2 separate regions of the Mus musculus genome follow, and region 2 is linked to region 1. A link is a loop called in an ENCODE intact Hi-C map of the cell type or tissue named here. Cell type or tissue: left cerebral cortex. All regions are shown on one strand.

Region 1 (8,000 bases):
GTGGGAACCTCTCTCCCTCTGCTCTCTCCTCCATATCCCCAAGGCTGAGGGTGTCGCCCCGGGGCCCCTGGTATGGGGGCTGCCCCTTGTCCACCACACCCCCCACTCCCCACCCCCGTTAAGTGGGGTCCAGTGACTTGACACAGCCAGATGCCCACCTGGGGCCAAGTGGAAAGCGTCTGGCAGCCCTCCCATGTTCGCCTGCCCAGAGCACAGAAGGAACTCTGGCCGGATGCGGGCTATCTCCCCCTCCCCCTCTTTCCCTACCCCCTTAGTAGTCCCACAATCTAGATATTTTTGTTTATGCAGATAGATGAATAAAAATCACACATGATATAAACATAGACTTGAGTCATTAATTGATGGCCCTGGTGTTCACTTTTAATGTGTAAATTCAAAACGGGAATTGTCATCTAACAGTTCTGCTGGCTCTTGGACATAGCAATTGCATCCTCCCACTCCATCTGAACCACCCAGGAAGTTTGAGGTGAGCCTGTGGGTGGAGAAGGGTAGGGAGACAGAGAAAGGAAGAAGAAGATGGTTCACCTTGCTCTCCCACAAGTACTCCCTCCCAGGTTATGACATAGCCATCAGCCTTGTGACAAGGATGACACATTAGATATCTCATACGTCCATGGCTCCTTCTGCAAAGCACATCGGCAGCCATCCAAGCCTAGGCATCAGGAGGTTGAGGGAGTGAAAGCATGCACAGTACTACGCTGCAGCACCACTGAAAGCCACGTTTGCTAAATTGAAGCATGCTTGGCAGGATGGTCCAAACACTTCCTGTCACAGCCCTGTGACAGACGGAGCATGTCTGCACAGGCACAGGCAAGGCTGAGGACAGAGCCGAAGACCTCAAGAGAGACCAATGGTTGAGGCCACAAAGCAAAAGCTTGAATGGCATCCTCACATTGAAAGCCCAAATCCTTCCCAGAGACCCAAGGGCTATTGCCCAACTGCAAAGTCTAAGCTTTTCTTTCTGTTGTCTTTGCTTTCTCATCAGGGAGGTCGACCACAGTTGTTGCCCAAAGTAAAGGAACACTATTGTCGCCTACCAGAGTGGGTTTTGCCTTCTCTCCTCTTTGCCACTTGTGGGATCAAGGCAAACTGCTTGAGTAGAGAGGCGGTACCCCTTCATTGGCAGGATCTTCAAGGCACTGGAAGGCATTCTTCTGTGGCCAATTACTGCTTCTGTCATGGTAGCATTTTGTTCTAACTTAAAGCATATGTCTGCTTCCTAACACACAGCTCAGAAGCACAGTGTGGCCCAAGGGTTAAATGCATTCCTTAGAAATTAGACAAGAGACGACTCCTTGGAAGTGTGCAGGTGCAGAATTACAGCCTGCCAACTGCTCATCATGATGCCACACCAAGCCTTCTCTGCAGGTTCAGCTACAATGCCATTGTAGTCCTGTTTTCCCATAAAAACAAATGCAAATAGAAACATGAAGTGTCTCTTTTGTCAGTTAAGAACCGTGCACACTGTGTGTTCAGCACTAATAAAATGATCAACCACAGCTTAAAGTGATTTTTTTCAAGTTCTTTCCAATAACTGCCTGAATTCAAACTCTGATCCCAGAGACAGTTGAGAGGCAGATCACCTGATTGACTATCAGACAAGCTACCATTCCCTCCCAGGAGGCCAAGCGGAGCTCTGCAGCCTAACAAAGTCACTCTGCTAGATGTACACATGTGCACGGCCTAGAATGCCAAGAATAATGTAACTGGGAAAAGGACGAAAACCAAGCATCGGGCAGAACGAAAACCAAGAAGCCGGAGATTTCCCAACCAGCACAGGCTCAGGAAGACAGACACAGTACATATATTGTTCTTTGCTTTTTATTTAGTCACAACACATCAATACAACAGAGGTCAAACCTAGTTCAGAGGAGCTGTTCAAATTATACCTTCTAAAGGGGTAAGCCTGTAAAACAATACTTTTAGAGCCCAAATCAAAATTTTAAAAATGAATGAGAAGGCAGAGAAGCCCTTTTAAGTACTGCAAGAACCACATTTTCATGCACCAAAAGGAAAACACAACATAAAAATTTCCACTTAAAAGAAAATATGGGAGTTCTAGGAAAATCGGGTTGTGTTTCACAGGCACCAAGCTACTTTCAGACTCCGATCGCTTACGCAGGTCGACACTGGTGAACGGTGAAATCCGTGAGACTGAGAGTGCTTAGGGCTGCCAAGTGCAGGCAAGGTCTACATAACTGTCTTGCTTGCTGCCAACGCTCCAAATGGGGACCTAGACTACCAGCAGCTGTTTCTAAACCTGAAATATCAGAAGAGAAAAGCCAAGCAGGCCACAGTAGCTGGTCATCTGGATTCAGGGCACAGACACCTTTCTCCCTTCACCTCACTGCTCTGAGAGGCAGAGAGAGAGCCAGTGCTCTCCAGTAAAGCTGCGCATCTGATTTGTCAACGCTTTGTTTGCAAATATAATGCTTTGCTGACCCTCCCTCCCCAAAGAATACCACTTATACAACACCTCGGTCCATCAAAGTAGTAACAAAATCGTGTTAACATTGAGCATAGTGGCGTGCGAAATTAATCCTCAAAAGATTACAACTTATACACACCAGGAAACAGACCCCAAACACTAATGTTAAGATTCCCCACGCTGAGGCAAACGGAATCATTCTCAGACAGACAGGTTTACAAAATAAATGAGGCACAGAACAAACAACGGATCAAAGTGTTGGTTCGTAATCACTACCTCAATTGAATCTTTTAAACAAAAATTAACAACTAATTTTTTAAAACTGCTAATGCATGACATGATAAAAAATTAAAGAGAAAAGTAAACCAACAAACTTTTAGTCTTTAGAAAAAAATTATCTGAAAATGTACCTTTTTCCTGACTTACTGGCGACTTTAGGGTGGTGTTGACAACCGTCCCAACACACCTGGGATTTTAAGCTTTCCCCTCCCTTGTTCTACAGCATCAGTTCTTTAGAAAGCTCCGATCTCTGTCCCCCAAGGTCTATAGGGCTTGCCAAGGTTTGCTGCCTGCGTGGGTGTCGAAGGGCTCAGTAGGTGGAAGGAGCTGAAGGAAAAGGGGAAGGCTGAGAGCGAGGCCACAGAGGAGAGCAGCGGTGGAGACAGTTTGGAGGCCGAGGTCACCACGGGAAGCACCGGTCCCAAGCCGCCACTAGGGGGCGCTCGCAAGGCCGGCGCCTCCGGATGGGCAGAAGCCAGCCTGCCCTGGTGATGCGGCTCCGTGGGTGACGCCGCGGTGCCAGCGTTCCCGTGGCCATTCTGGGGCAGCAGCAGAGGGTGTGCGATGTGTGGGTGATGTCCGAAGGCACTTCCCCAGGGAATGTGTCCGAGGCCACCGTGAGCGCCGCTCGCGGCTTCCCGCTGGGATGCGTAGTTGTTGAGATGGGAGACCAGGCGAACGCGAAGCGGGTCGGAGGCATCGAGTCCTTCAATGATGCTCAGATAACGGGCAACTTCGGCCAGGCATTCCCGAAACCCCAAACTCCGATAGTCCATAGCCAGGGCGTGCGCGTCAAAATAACCTGTGCACAAAAACAAAGGAAAACCTTCAAGGCTCTGCTCATTTCCTGAATTTCTTCCACTCCAAAGTTCTTCCTGGCAACTCCATACAGGATTACAGCACAGATCATGGGTCCTGGAAGCTCAAATATTTTGAAGCTGACCAAAATCTTTGCATTAATCAACAGTATATGTTTGCTAATGCAAGTTCAAAGCCCAATTAGAAGCTGCTGAGCAGAAATTGGAATTATACCCTACCAGCAGATGAAACTATGTTCCCTCCTTTAATGTTTTCCCTCAACAACAACAAAAAATACATCAAGGACAGAGAAACCACAGAGCAGTGAAATTCATTAGACACACAGATGTAAGTTATCATCGTGGAGCTTTTAGGCACTTGGTCCTTGGTGAAGAATCTGGTGGCTGGAGACAGACACGGGCTTCAGTCTCTCACCCCGTTAGATTTTTTTTTCCTCTCTATTTAGCCCCAACATGTCTCTTTCCTCCAAATTCTTTTGGCAGTTCGTTTTCTAAATCTGTATATAAAATTCCGACTATCTAGTTGTTCTTTTTAATAAGCCATTTCCCAATCCTTTCTTAAATAGCAACAGACAAACATGAGTGACTTGACCTAAATCAGGGCTGTCACAACCGGAGGAGCTCCGGGAGACAGGCGCTTGCTGAAAGGTGCATTAGCTCAGTTGAAAGAGGATTGGGGTGATGTATTCACTGCTCAAGAACCCATGTGCTGTTGAAGGTGCACTTGGCTGGCAAGCACATACTGCTCTCCCCACCCCACAAAGCAAAGCAGGCAGGGACTGCACCAATCCCAGACTGCGCTTGCTACCACCCCCACCCCCCACGCCGAGCACGCAAAGCCCCAGCTGAACTGGAGAGGAATACCTTTCCCTCCTGCAGTGTGCAGCATTTTCAGGTGATCCACAGTCATCTGCAAGATCTCAGCTTTTTCTAGCTTAGCAGATCCCTAAAAAGAAGACAAAAGGCTTATCTGACACAAGTGCCTTTGGAGAACTTAAAATATGCACACAAATATACATACATGTAAAATACAAACGTAAAAAAAAAAGCAAAAGTCACGTATATCCACAAAATCTGTGGGAATTTGTGTAAGAACATCCAACGACTTGGCACAAATGAGGTTAGAAGCACGGAGGGGAGGGAATCAGAAGGTGCCGATGGCTACACTCAGCGCTCTCATACTTCCATTACCTGCTTCTCAAAGGCACTGGGTACCAGCCTTCTCAGCTCAGACAAACTGTTATTGATTCGGTCTCGTCGGCGCTTCTCGATGATCTATGGGAAGCAGACAAAAACAAAGGAGGGCATTTACGTTATGACTGTACATTCCAACGAGAAGAAATGTGGTTCTTTCCGTTAGTTAATTAATTAATATAACAATGTGCATATATATTTAAATTATTGGGGGGGGGGGTACTCACGCCTCTCCGTCTTTTCCTGGCCAAAACCTGGGACGATGTCGTTGGGGACATGGAACACAGCGCCGAACTCAAGTTTCTGTAAGATGGGAAGCAATTGCCTTGAGAAAGGAAAGGAGAGCCCTCCTACACCAGATTTCTTTGGCAACTTGAGCTGGAGGGCTCGGGGACGATTGCTCCCAGCCAGCAGCTGCCGGCCCACGACTCCCGGCAAAGGGAACCCAGCATCAGCGCACCCCATCCTCTCCTCCCGCTCCGGATCGGTCGGACGCCGCCAACTCACCCATTCTCGTCCGCGCTCTCCTTTTCCACCTCGATGGTCTCGTCCAGCTCACTATCTGAGGAGCTGTAGTCTGGGTGAGCTCTCTTCATGGTGGCGGAGCGTGGGCTCCGAGGAGGGTCGCGCGGCGGGCAAGGAGGAGTTAACTGCAGTGGCCGCTCAGCGCTCGGCTGCGGGAGGTGCGTGCACACTGATCCCACTCACGCTCAGTCTCCGGTTAAAACTCAACCATCCCTTTCCCACGCTGCGCCCCTTCCCATGGATAGGGGGAGGGCGGGGAAGGCGGAGAGGTTGGGGCAGGGGCGGGGCCACGGCTCCCGGGTAACCGCGTGCCCCGGCCAATTGGCGCCTCGCTGCGCAGATTGGCAGCCGCATGGGGGCGGGACGAGCGGAGGCCGAGGCTGGCTGCTCCCCGCCCCCGGAGCCCGCCCCTGCCCGGCGGCAGTGCGTCGGCTCCGCAGGAGTTCGGCTGGGGGCCGCGGGCGGCGGTGGGCCGGCGGCGGGCAGAAATGGGGGGCCGGCCCGGGACACCAGCCCGGCGATAGCCACCGCCCCGCCCAGCCCCACCCCGCGCGCCCGGATTGGCCTGGCCGTGTGCCAGGGCCGCGCCTGCAGCGCCGCCGGTGAGCCGCACGCGCCGCGGGCCGTGGGAAAGTGCCGGCGCCCCGGCCGCCAGCCAATCCGGACGGACGGCGACGGCGGCGGCGACGGTGGCGGCGGCGGCGGCGGCTGCTCTGGGCGGCTGCTCTGGGCGGCTGCATGAATGGAGAAGAATAGCCAGGCGGGGGAGCCGGGCTGCACGAGGGCGCGCCTGCCGGGCTCCTGGTGTGAACCTGTAATCGGAGTCCGGGCGCCGGCGGGCCCCGGAAGCCACCGCCCGCGTCCCGTTCTCTGCACTGCTGCCGGTGCCCCGCGGCTGGAGGCGGGCGTAGTTGGCGGGTCCTACAGGAACAGTCGCCTGGGGCGCCGCTCCTTTGGATGGTGGCCACCAGCTCTGGGAGCAGAGCCTGAGAGACTCAAGGGATGCTGCTTTTTGGGTTCTAGGAGCCTCTAAAGCTAATCCTGCAAGGCTTCTCAGCTTTGGGACGAAATGCATGCCCCTATGCATGTCATTTCCGGGGAAGTAGAGCGCTTGTTTTCTGGGTTAGCTTGAGGGAGGAGTAGCTATCCCCCGAGACATTCATTATGTTGGGATTTTTGCTGTTGTTTTGTTTTGTTTTTGTCCTCCCTTCCCCCTAGTGTTGGCGGCCAGATCCTCTTAGCAGGCGACAGGGTGGCGGCCTGGGTGTTTGCTTCTGAGGCTGTGCGATCATCTGTGCGAGGATGCACGTTTCTGGCCCGCATCGCGCGCGCGCGGACACACACACACACCCGTTGGTCTCAGTTGGGAGGGGCGTTTGGGGTGCTATATGAAGTTCTGCACACCGCTCTCCCCTCTCCCCCACCAAGAAGGGCGACTTTAAAAAAATAGTTTAAATCTTATGGATTGTTTCCCTAGTTCAGCGTTCACAGAAGTAGACAACCTGGAGAAAGCCCAGTCTTTATCCTGCCCCACTCTTGGAGCCTGCAATCCCGTCTATGAAGCAAAACTTCATAACCGTTGAGAAGAATAAAAGAAACTCAACACCTTTGCAAGCAATTCTGTTTCTAGACATGATGGGTTCCATAAATGCAGACTAAACCGAGTTCCCAGGTCCAGTTCTCCATCCACACACTTTAGACCACATCCTGGGTCCTTTTAAAGTTCTCATTGCACTTCACCCTACTGTTCAGAGCCTCAGCCCTCACAGCTCCTCTGAAAAGGTGAGGTCCCTCCATCTTGGCTTTGTTTTTTCCTAGTGCACATATCCCACCACACAGCTTAGGAGTGGTCAAGCCAAGGCTCACTGCCTGCTTCCCTCTCCATGTTCACAGCTCGCTTCGCTCCTGTCACAAGCTGGAAGCTCACCTCCAGACCCCTCTCTTCATCCATCTTCTCCATCTTCAGAGCCTCATATCACCTGCCTCCCTTGACGCCATCCCATGTTTCCCCCTAAAGTGACGGAGCACCCTGCACCTGAACCAGCATGACCTCTACTGCATAGCTTTTAAGTTTTCTGGGTCAGTGGCACCTACAGTAAGGTCTTGTTTGCTTTAGCCAATGTTGGCCGTTGTGCAGAGAAAGAAACTAGCAGCAGATTGGCTGGTAAAAAGAAACGGTTTACATTGAGGGTGCTTGGTTTTAGATACCAATATTCCTCAAATTTACTGTGGAAAATGAGGCTATCCTGGTGGGCATGTGGTACTGTGTGCCTCTAATCATAGAACTTGCAAAGTAGAGGCAAAATTTCATGAGTTCCAGTCCAGTCTATGCACATAGGTTCTCCTGAATTGTATGTATAGCAAGACCTTGTACAAAACAAATGCTAGAACTCTGGGACCCAACACTTGTTTAGCACTAAAAAAAGAATACCAATGCTTATCTGTCTGTCCATCTCTTTCTGACCGTCTACCCAGTACTTCCAAAGTGTCTTCTGCATGCCTGGCACAATGCCGGCACCTGAGAGATAAAGGTGACAAGAGGTGATAAGCTCCACACTGTCTCTGAACTCACAGCCTCGGGAGACAACACACAATAAGCTGATACATAAGTGGGGTAGCTATAGAAGTCCGCGGGAGACAATACACAATAAGCTGATACACAAATGGGGTAGCCATAGGTGTCCCGAAGCCTAGTGGCACCTTCTGATAAGGAGAAGGGAGAGAATGGGAACACT
Region 2 (8,000 bases), 150 kb before region 1:
CTCTCGGATCTCTAAAGACATTAAAAGATATTTTATAAAGGGAAAGACATTCATGACAGGAACCGGGAAAGGTTGGAGGGAGCTCTAAGAGACCAAAGGGGGAAGGGTGTCTTTGAAAAACTAAAGTAAATGGTTTCTTTTTAAAAGATAGAAGCAGGTAAGTTTTCCTCCAATGGGTAGGAATTTTATTCTGCTTCCATATTTAAAACTAAAGTGTCCATCAGAGGGGAGGGGGCTACCTTAACGATTTGCCTTTAGTGAGGTGAAGGGACATTTCGGAAAGTGGTTTTGAACGTCCTATATTTATTCTGTAGTTTAAAAAGATAATAGGGACAGGAAGGGAGTGATGTTGGAATAAAAGAGAAAATGCAAAGTCAAAGCGGTCCCATCCTGGAGGTTTGAGAGAGGAGTGGGAACGGGGGAGGGGAGTGGGCACATTTAATGGTATTGTCTATCTTGGAAAAACCACTAGTCTTGGGGCGCGGTGCGGGGAGGTAAGGCGGCCGGAGGGGTGGGGTAGGACCTTAGCTCCTTTGTTTTAGGAAGAGGGAGGGGAAACAGGAGGAGGGCGTGGAGGGCGCGGGTGGGCAGCTGCAGGGGCGGGAGAGCGTGCGCGGCAGGGAGGGGTAAAGGGACCTGGCTTCCCAAGGCGCCGGGGTGGGGTTTCTTTGTGTGTGAAGCAATGGTGGGAGTGTGGGGGGGGGCACCTGCAGCGCTGGGCATACTATGCGGACAGCCCCACCCTGTGCAGAGTCAAGCTGTCCCCACCCGGACCCAGCTCCACACCCTCAGTAGAATGGGGGCCTAATGGGGAGCTCAGCACAACACTGAAAAACCCAACCCTGCGGGAACGGCAGAGCCCCGCCACGCCCCACTCACTCATTAGCAGCCTGCGTGCCTGACCTGACCGCTAACCTCAGCCGCTCCACCCTGGCCTCATTGTTCTTCGTTAACATATTTTTCAGAACCACATTAAATAGGATATTTAAACATAGTGGCAAAAAAAAAATCAAAAAAGGGAAAGAAGCAGGGGGTGGGGGAGCTATTCTGAACTCCTTGGGTCATTTCGGGGGGAGGGGAGGGGGCAATTAGGGAACCTAGAAGGGTATACAGAAAATAATACAGATAAAGATGTGTAAGGGTGACATAAAGCAAAAGAGGTCAAGGTCTTTAAGATGAGCCTCGTGCAATTTCAATTTTGTGGGTCAGACGGAGCCAAATCTGTAAAACCGCAATAGAGTCCAGTCTAGATCCAGTGCCATCGTTCCGAAAAGGTCCTGTGCTTGTTTCCCTAGGGTAGACAGCCTGGGAGGGGCCTGCACTGGGGAAGCGGCTAGAACCACACACACACACACACACACACACACACACACACACACACACACACTAGATCGAGCTACTGATGCAGAGCAGGAAAAAGGATATGGACTGGCTCCACCCTGCCCTGCCCCACCCTGTCTGCGGAGCCCTGAAGACTCAGGCTCCAGGCTGGCTCCCACGAACTTGGGTGGGGCTGCTGAACAGTCTGCAGTCCGGGCACCCCTCTTTCTAGCCCCGCCTTCCAGAACAGCCCCAAACCCCTCAGGGTGTGCACACATCTGCCCAGGCTCAGGGTCGCAGGACTAAGCCCCTCCCAGCGGATAGAGGCTGTGCAGAAAGGCGAGCCAAGCCTGGCCGCACAAAGACGCAGCCGCGCCCTGCTGGGCCCCTGGACCACAGAGGTGACCCCCTTCCCTGTGGTTCGGGAAGGTGTCCTTGCCCATGCAGAATCCAAGGACCTTTTTCCCAAGCCCAAGCCCATGGCCTTGTGTTCTGGGATAGAGACCCCACTGAGGGTCCTCCAATGGGGCGTGGCTCGACCCCACCCCTCGTTGCTACAACCAAAGCCAGTGAGCTTGGGGAGCAAGCACGTGGCGATCGCGCGTGGACCCGGGCCAGCCCTGCAGCTCTCGCCTTCCTCTCGGAACTGGGCTCTCGCCCCCACAGAGTATCCCAGGAGAGGGTTCTGCGCAGTGTCCTGAGCTACTCTCGGTTGCCACAATTTGCTATCAAGTCGCTTGTCCAGAAGGGTTCTGATGGGGTTTGGGGAGATTTTCCTGCTCTGTCTGTCCCACGGAGAGGTTTCAGCTGCAGACGACTGGCTAGTTACTCCTTGTGACCAGAATTGTGATTCCTTAGAAATCATCATGATTATTAGTCCAAGACTCACTTATCTCCTCTTAAGTCTCATTTGTTCAAAAAGTATGCTGGTCCCTTTTGGTACCGATTAACCCCTTGCCACTAATCTTCCTGATCATCTTTGCCAACCTCCATCCTCTTCCCATACACAACCACAAAACAATTCTATCTGCTTCTGTCCATTTCAGTTTCTATAAAGCAGATGCATTTTGACTTCCCGTTGCTGTGTTGTATGTTCTTGTGGGTGGGATGTGTGCGCTGGTACTTGCTAAGGACAGCCTATGCACCAGATGATCGCTGGGAAATTCTCCACAGAGAATTGTTTTTGTTTCAATGGGCAAAAATTATATATAACTGAGATGTTATGCCCCTCCACAAGAGGATACAACACATACATACATACATACATACATACATACATACATACATACATACATACGTTTATGCACGCATTTTTTATTGTTTCCCCCCAAAAATTCCTCTTCCAAGTGCTTTTTGATACAGTCTCAATTCTACCCAGAAAAACGGATCGTAAAATGGTGACCACCAACCAATGAAACTCCCACCCCACAGATGACAGGTGCCAAGGTCCCTTCTGCCATAATTAGACCGCACTTGTGAAAGTGAGAAGAGACATTACCTCCGCAGTGAAAAGGGTGCCGTTTTGGGTTTTGTTTTTTTTAAAGCATCCCATTGCAAAGGGTAATCAATTAATCTGCAAGGACAGTGCTTTTTCTCCTGATTCATTAAACAATCTATGTATTCAGCATGTTTGCTCTAAGTACATATTGTACCGCCCATTATCTTCTCAAATGGGGGCACAGTATAAACTAAAGCATAAACAATTAGAAATAAAAAATAGAAGATTTTACCAGGATTTCAGGGGGGAAATAAAGAAATAAACGGAGCTTGATAATCAATTACAAATATCTAAGTCATACTCGTAGAGTGGGTGGCAGTAAGCAGGGTTCTGCCCTGTGAAGCACATCGTCAGGCTCTGGAACAATGATGTCTATCATTGAATCTGTGGTGTTTGCCTGCACATGTTAAAAATCTATGAGGAAAAGCATGTTTTTAAATGACCGTTAAGATTCGATTCGTTGTAGATTGAAAAATTAAATTCTAGACCTCTGTTTCATCAAAATTCCTAGCAGTTTTGCACTGACTTACTTACAAACAGATTTGTGGGTTGTTTATTTTTTATGAGAGCCATTGCTTCTTCATTAGACATTTTTTTTTCTATAGGATTTCACTTCTGGCATTTAAATGTTACCATTACTTTTTATTTAAAATTTTAATCGCTTATGGATAAATAGTAATTTGGAAAAATAAACATTAGGTCATTTGGCACGATATGCCTTTCATCAAATATCTGTCAGTTTAAAAAAATGCTGCAAGAAGTTCCATTTTATGTAGACTCAGAACATGCCCTCTCGGGATGCTGGTTCACATAATAAAATAGTTTCCTTTTGTAACTTAGAATCAAAATAGTTACTTGGTTCTGAGTTGATTTTATATCTATCAAGCAAGATTTTTGCATAAAACCCAGATGACTAACTATAAAATAGAAGATGAATCCATATTGTCTTTTCAATGATAAATATAGTACATCTTTAGGGAAATTGCTGTTATTCTGTCCATGGATGCTTTTATTCCCTTAACTGAGATAAAATGTATGTTCGTGTCACTCCAGTAGCTAGTTGTTTGTGAAAGGCTAAATAAAATTGGTCTCAAAGCATGTGGCAGCTAGCTGCACAAACCCAGACCTGGGTGTGGTCAGCCCCACAGGGATAGTTAATCCGAAGCAGCTTCCCACCAGGTTTTTTGTTTGTTTGCTTGTGTTTGTGGAAAAACACGCACTGTTGTTACGATGTAATCTGTAACATTGTATGAATGTCTGATCCACAGAAAACACTCAAACCCAAATGCTTCCAGAACCGAAGCTATTTGCCTCCTAGTTCTTGCAATTGGGAGACCATGGAGTCTGCACTAACTTTTCACACCACTAGAGGGCAATCAATGTCTCTATGATTGATTTTAACCAGGCTACAAACGCTAACTGCTAAAAATAAATAAATAAAATAAAATAAAAAGTTTTCTTTTATTGGAATCATTCGATTGTTGATTTAATAGAATAATGCCATGCTTTGCTCTTGTGAATGAGAAGGGCATGCACATATCTACAGTGGGATGAGAGATTGCAATCTACAAGTTGGCAGAGCCCCGATAATTAGTCCCTCATGATCTTTTTTCCAGTTCCATTACAGCATAATTATTATATCATTTATGTTACTTCTGGGGTTGTATGGTACATAAATGGTAGAAAATGTCAGTAGTAATAGCAAAATTATTTAGAAACAGATGTTTTAATTTGTAAGTAAAGACATAAATTAAAACCATTGTTTACTGATTCATTTATTTAAATATGCCCCATGCTAGGAACAGCTCTAATGTCAGAAGCTCCACCCTTAAAGGAAACTGCAAAAAACAAAACAAAAAGTGAGTGAAGCAGGCAGGAAAACGTGGTCCTGAGGAGGTGTGGCCAGCCTGGCAGCAGCTGCTCTCCATCTTCCCTAAGGATACCTTTTCAAACCAAATCTAATGGGATTTCCATCCAATTGTTGTGCATGTTCAACAGTTATGATTTATATATGACATATTTATAAATATATACAATTATACTTGATAATTGTTGGGAAATGACAGAAAATGGCCTTAAAACCTTCAGGAGTTTTACTAGTATAGTAAATAACTGATACCAATTTTAAAGAAAAAGAAATATATGAGTATAAATTAATTGTAATGATTATCAAAGAAAATCGTTTCAATGTTCAATAGAAGGGAAATTATTTTTTATATACTTTACAAAACTATAATTTACCTTTAAGGTGTTTAATACTATCATGTAAATATGTTTCTCAAACTCTAGTTCAGTTCTCATTGCAGTTTAGATTCTCTGAGGTATGACTGAGGGAAGAGGCGCCTTCAACTCTGACAACCTGCACCCTGATGCCAATTCCAGCCATCAAGTTACCACTGTTAAAATAGAGCGATGATGAGCATGTGCCCCTCAGAGGAAGTCCACTGTCCTGATGAGCATGTGCCCCTCAGAGGAAGTTCCACTGATGATGAGCATGTGCCCCTCAGAGGAAGTTCCACTGTCCTGACTTTTAAATCTGTGGCAATGGATTACAGAATATTTCACTTCCAAACTCATATGCATAGGGATTTGATTCCTCTGAGGATATGTATTCTGTGCCATCACTCTCTCTTAATTAGATTGTTTAAAATATATTTATATTACAGGACTCAACAGAAGGCCTTTGAGGAAAATGGTGGGAGAAATAAGCCTGGCTCTGTGAATATGTGTGTGGGTGGGTGGGTCTGTGACTCAGTTAAGAAAAATAGGGGACTTTCAGGATAGCATTTGAAATGTAAATGAAGAAAATATCCAGAAAAAATTGTTAAATAAAAAAGAAGGGATAATATATAATATGATATTACTGTCACTTACAAATGATACACAGAACAGAAGTTAAAACCAGAACCTTTTAGATGCAGGATAATGCACAAATTACTAGACACTTAACTCCATATGGGGAAGAAAGGAAAACAGGTTAAAATCATACTGAAGTTAGTGTATGTGCATAGATAGTACTTACCAAATTATTCCAACAGAGCATTTAATCCTAGATGTTGCATGAAAAAATATTAAGCATTCACTGGGTTATAAGGAATTCACTAGGTATGACCCTATTTTGGAAAACAGATTAGGTTTGGTATGGTGGTGGCTCATGCCTGCAAATCCCATCACTCAAGACCTAAAGGTAGGAGGGTTTTAGGTTCAAGGTCAACCGGGGCTATACTGTGAGACTCTAATTTAAGCCAAATAAGTAAATAATTTTGCTACTTTCTTAAGTCAATAAAGAACCTCCATTATTCATCATTACTCCTCTAAGGATGTTGGTCTAGAAGGGGAATAAATAGGTCATCAAGGAATATCATTAAAAAGATCATGTATCCGTCTCCCTGTGCAGTGAGTGGCAGGGCAGAGACATGATACACTTCTGGAAACTCTGTCCTGCAGCAATGATACTAAACACACAATGTCTCAAAGACAGCGTTAAAACCAGGATCCCAAATAACAATTGGCCCAGGCGGTTGGTAGACTACAGGGACAGCCCAGAACTGCAGTAAGGTTATCTTTTGTTTGTTGTTTTCAGTGGGTTATTCCAGGACTTTCCAGGTCTCTGGAAGCTGGAAACCCTTAGATTGGTAGTTCTCAACCTTCCTAATGCTACCACCTTTTAATACAGTTGTGGTAACTGTACATTGTGGTAACCCCTAATCATAAAATTATTTTGTTGCTACTTTATAACTGTAATTTTGCTACTATTACTAATCATAATGTAAATATCTGCTATGCAAGATGTCCGATATGCAGCCACCCCCTAAAGGGAATGGTTACACATAGGTTGAGAACGTCTATTTTACATTGTTATAGTTGCTAATCTCTTGTTTTGTTTGGTGGTTGTTGTTTTTGTTGTTGTTGTTGTTTCTGTTACTGTTGTTGCTGTTGTTTTATTTTTAAGAAAGCAATGCTAAGACAGCATGGCAGAGGTTGTGTGTGAATGGTTAATCCTGGAAGTTTTAGAAATAAAAATTAGAGATAATAGAAATGTAAACTGAACACATGAACAAGAATATGTTAGTTCTGTAATAACAATTTTACTGCAGTGTTGCTTTAAGAATCATTGTTCTTAGATGCAGACAAACTGCATCTTTTAATCCTTGCATCCACCCCAGGTATTTAATTTTAATCTTTAGTTTATGAAAGAAACTTAAATCTAAAAGAAATACAGCCTAGGCATCTACATTTAATAAGACTATATATTATTTCAAGTCTATCTTACTAGTTCAAAAGCAAACGCGCAGGAGAGAGCTGTGGGAAAGCTCTGACTCCCTTGTGAGAATTTTTTAATTATCTTTAATAAAAGAATCTGGCCCTGTCATTTGTCAAGGAGACATTTGCAGCAGTAAAGCCAGTGTTTATAATAACCCATTTTCATTAGTCATGATTAAAGATAACATTTTGTGTACATTTGTTATTAATTGATGCATCTCGGCACTCCTGGCACTGGTCACCCGGACTACGCATGTCTGAGATTTGTGCCTGAGAGAAGGCACATGGATGCTGTAAAACAGAGCAAAATCCTTAGCAAAGTTTTTTATTTACAATTTTGTTTACCTTGGGGAAATTATAAGTTCCAAAATCTGTCTTTGATATAAAGCAGGTGAGTAATAGGGCTGATTTGTTTCAGTGATAGACTGTCTGAGTTTCCCTCTTTGCTGGGTCATTTGCAGAGCCTTCAGAAGTTCCCACTTAACAATCGTCCTTCTGCAACCATTATACTTGGGGTCTTAAAGTCTGTGCTATTTTCTCTGTTGTCCAAGAACTAAGGAACAACAAATGGTTGACACTGTGAGCCACCGAATGTCCTTCTATCAAAATGAACATAATTGGGTGCAATCTCTTTAAATCTTTTCTCCAAAATACATTTTACAACAAATATTCTGAAGTCTACACTAAATTTTGATTAGTAATTACCTTGTTTTTAAAAATATTTTTCTATATTGACATCAGTAACAAAGTTTCATTTCTATCAAATAAAATTGCTCACAGTTAACCTAGTTGTTTTCCAGCTGAATTCCTTAGTAACAGAAACCGAACTTCCATGGGAGATGGGGTGGGGGGGCTAATTGATAAGATATGTTGACTTAGAAAATTGAGACCAGGATACACCACCTCTGGTATCAGGGAG

What was found. Hi-C counts contacts between places; a loop is a spot of excess contacts. Peaks named below come from ENCODE experiments on the same cell type or tissue, not always from the same donor. Only the 100,000 strongest peaks of a DNase experiment are listed, where the experiment ranks them.
Region 2: it touches region 1 in a loop (9-fold over the local background); 4 of 42 quality-filtered maps call a loop at or near these places.

Annotation. Positions count from the first base shown.
Region 1 is chr3:8,661,535-8,669,534 of GRCm38, forward strand. It overlaps Hey1 (hairy/enhancer-of-split related with YRPW motif 1), which reads right to left and starts at 5,504. Exons shown (of 5, transcript NM_010423.2): 1 at 5,248-5,504; 2 at 4,968-5,043; 3 at 4,738-4,821; 4 at 4,411-4,492; 5 at 1,825-3,530. The coding sequence starts at 5,336. The coding sequence ends at 2,962. LOC115489673 reads right to left here. Exons shown (of 2, transcript XM_030252957.1): 1 at 5,690-8,000; 2 at 5,390-5,544. The coding sequence starts at 6,352. The coding sequence ends at 5,404. In left cerebral cortex, a CTCF peak has its summit at 3,167 (motif pointing right); DNase peaks (open chromatin) are centred at 684, 1,276, 1,746, 2,310 and 6 more places; H3K4me3 peaks cover 5,752 bases; H3K27ac peaks cover 4,894 bases.
Region 2 is chr3:8,509,688-8,517,687 of GRCm38, forward strand. All of the region lies in intron 1 of Stmn2 (stathmin-like 2), which reads left to right. Among named protein-coding and RNA genes, the nearest start is that of Stmn2, 4.2 kb to the left of the region's middle. In left cerebral cortex, a CTCF peak has its summit at 4,185 (motif pointing right); DNase peaks (open chromatin) are centred at 451, 681, 781, 1,467 and 4 more places; H3K4me3 peaks cover 4,095 bases; H3K27ac peaks cover 3,871 bases.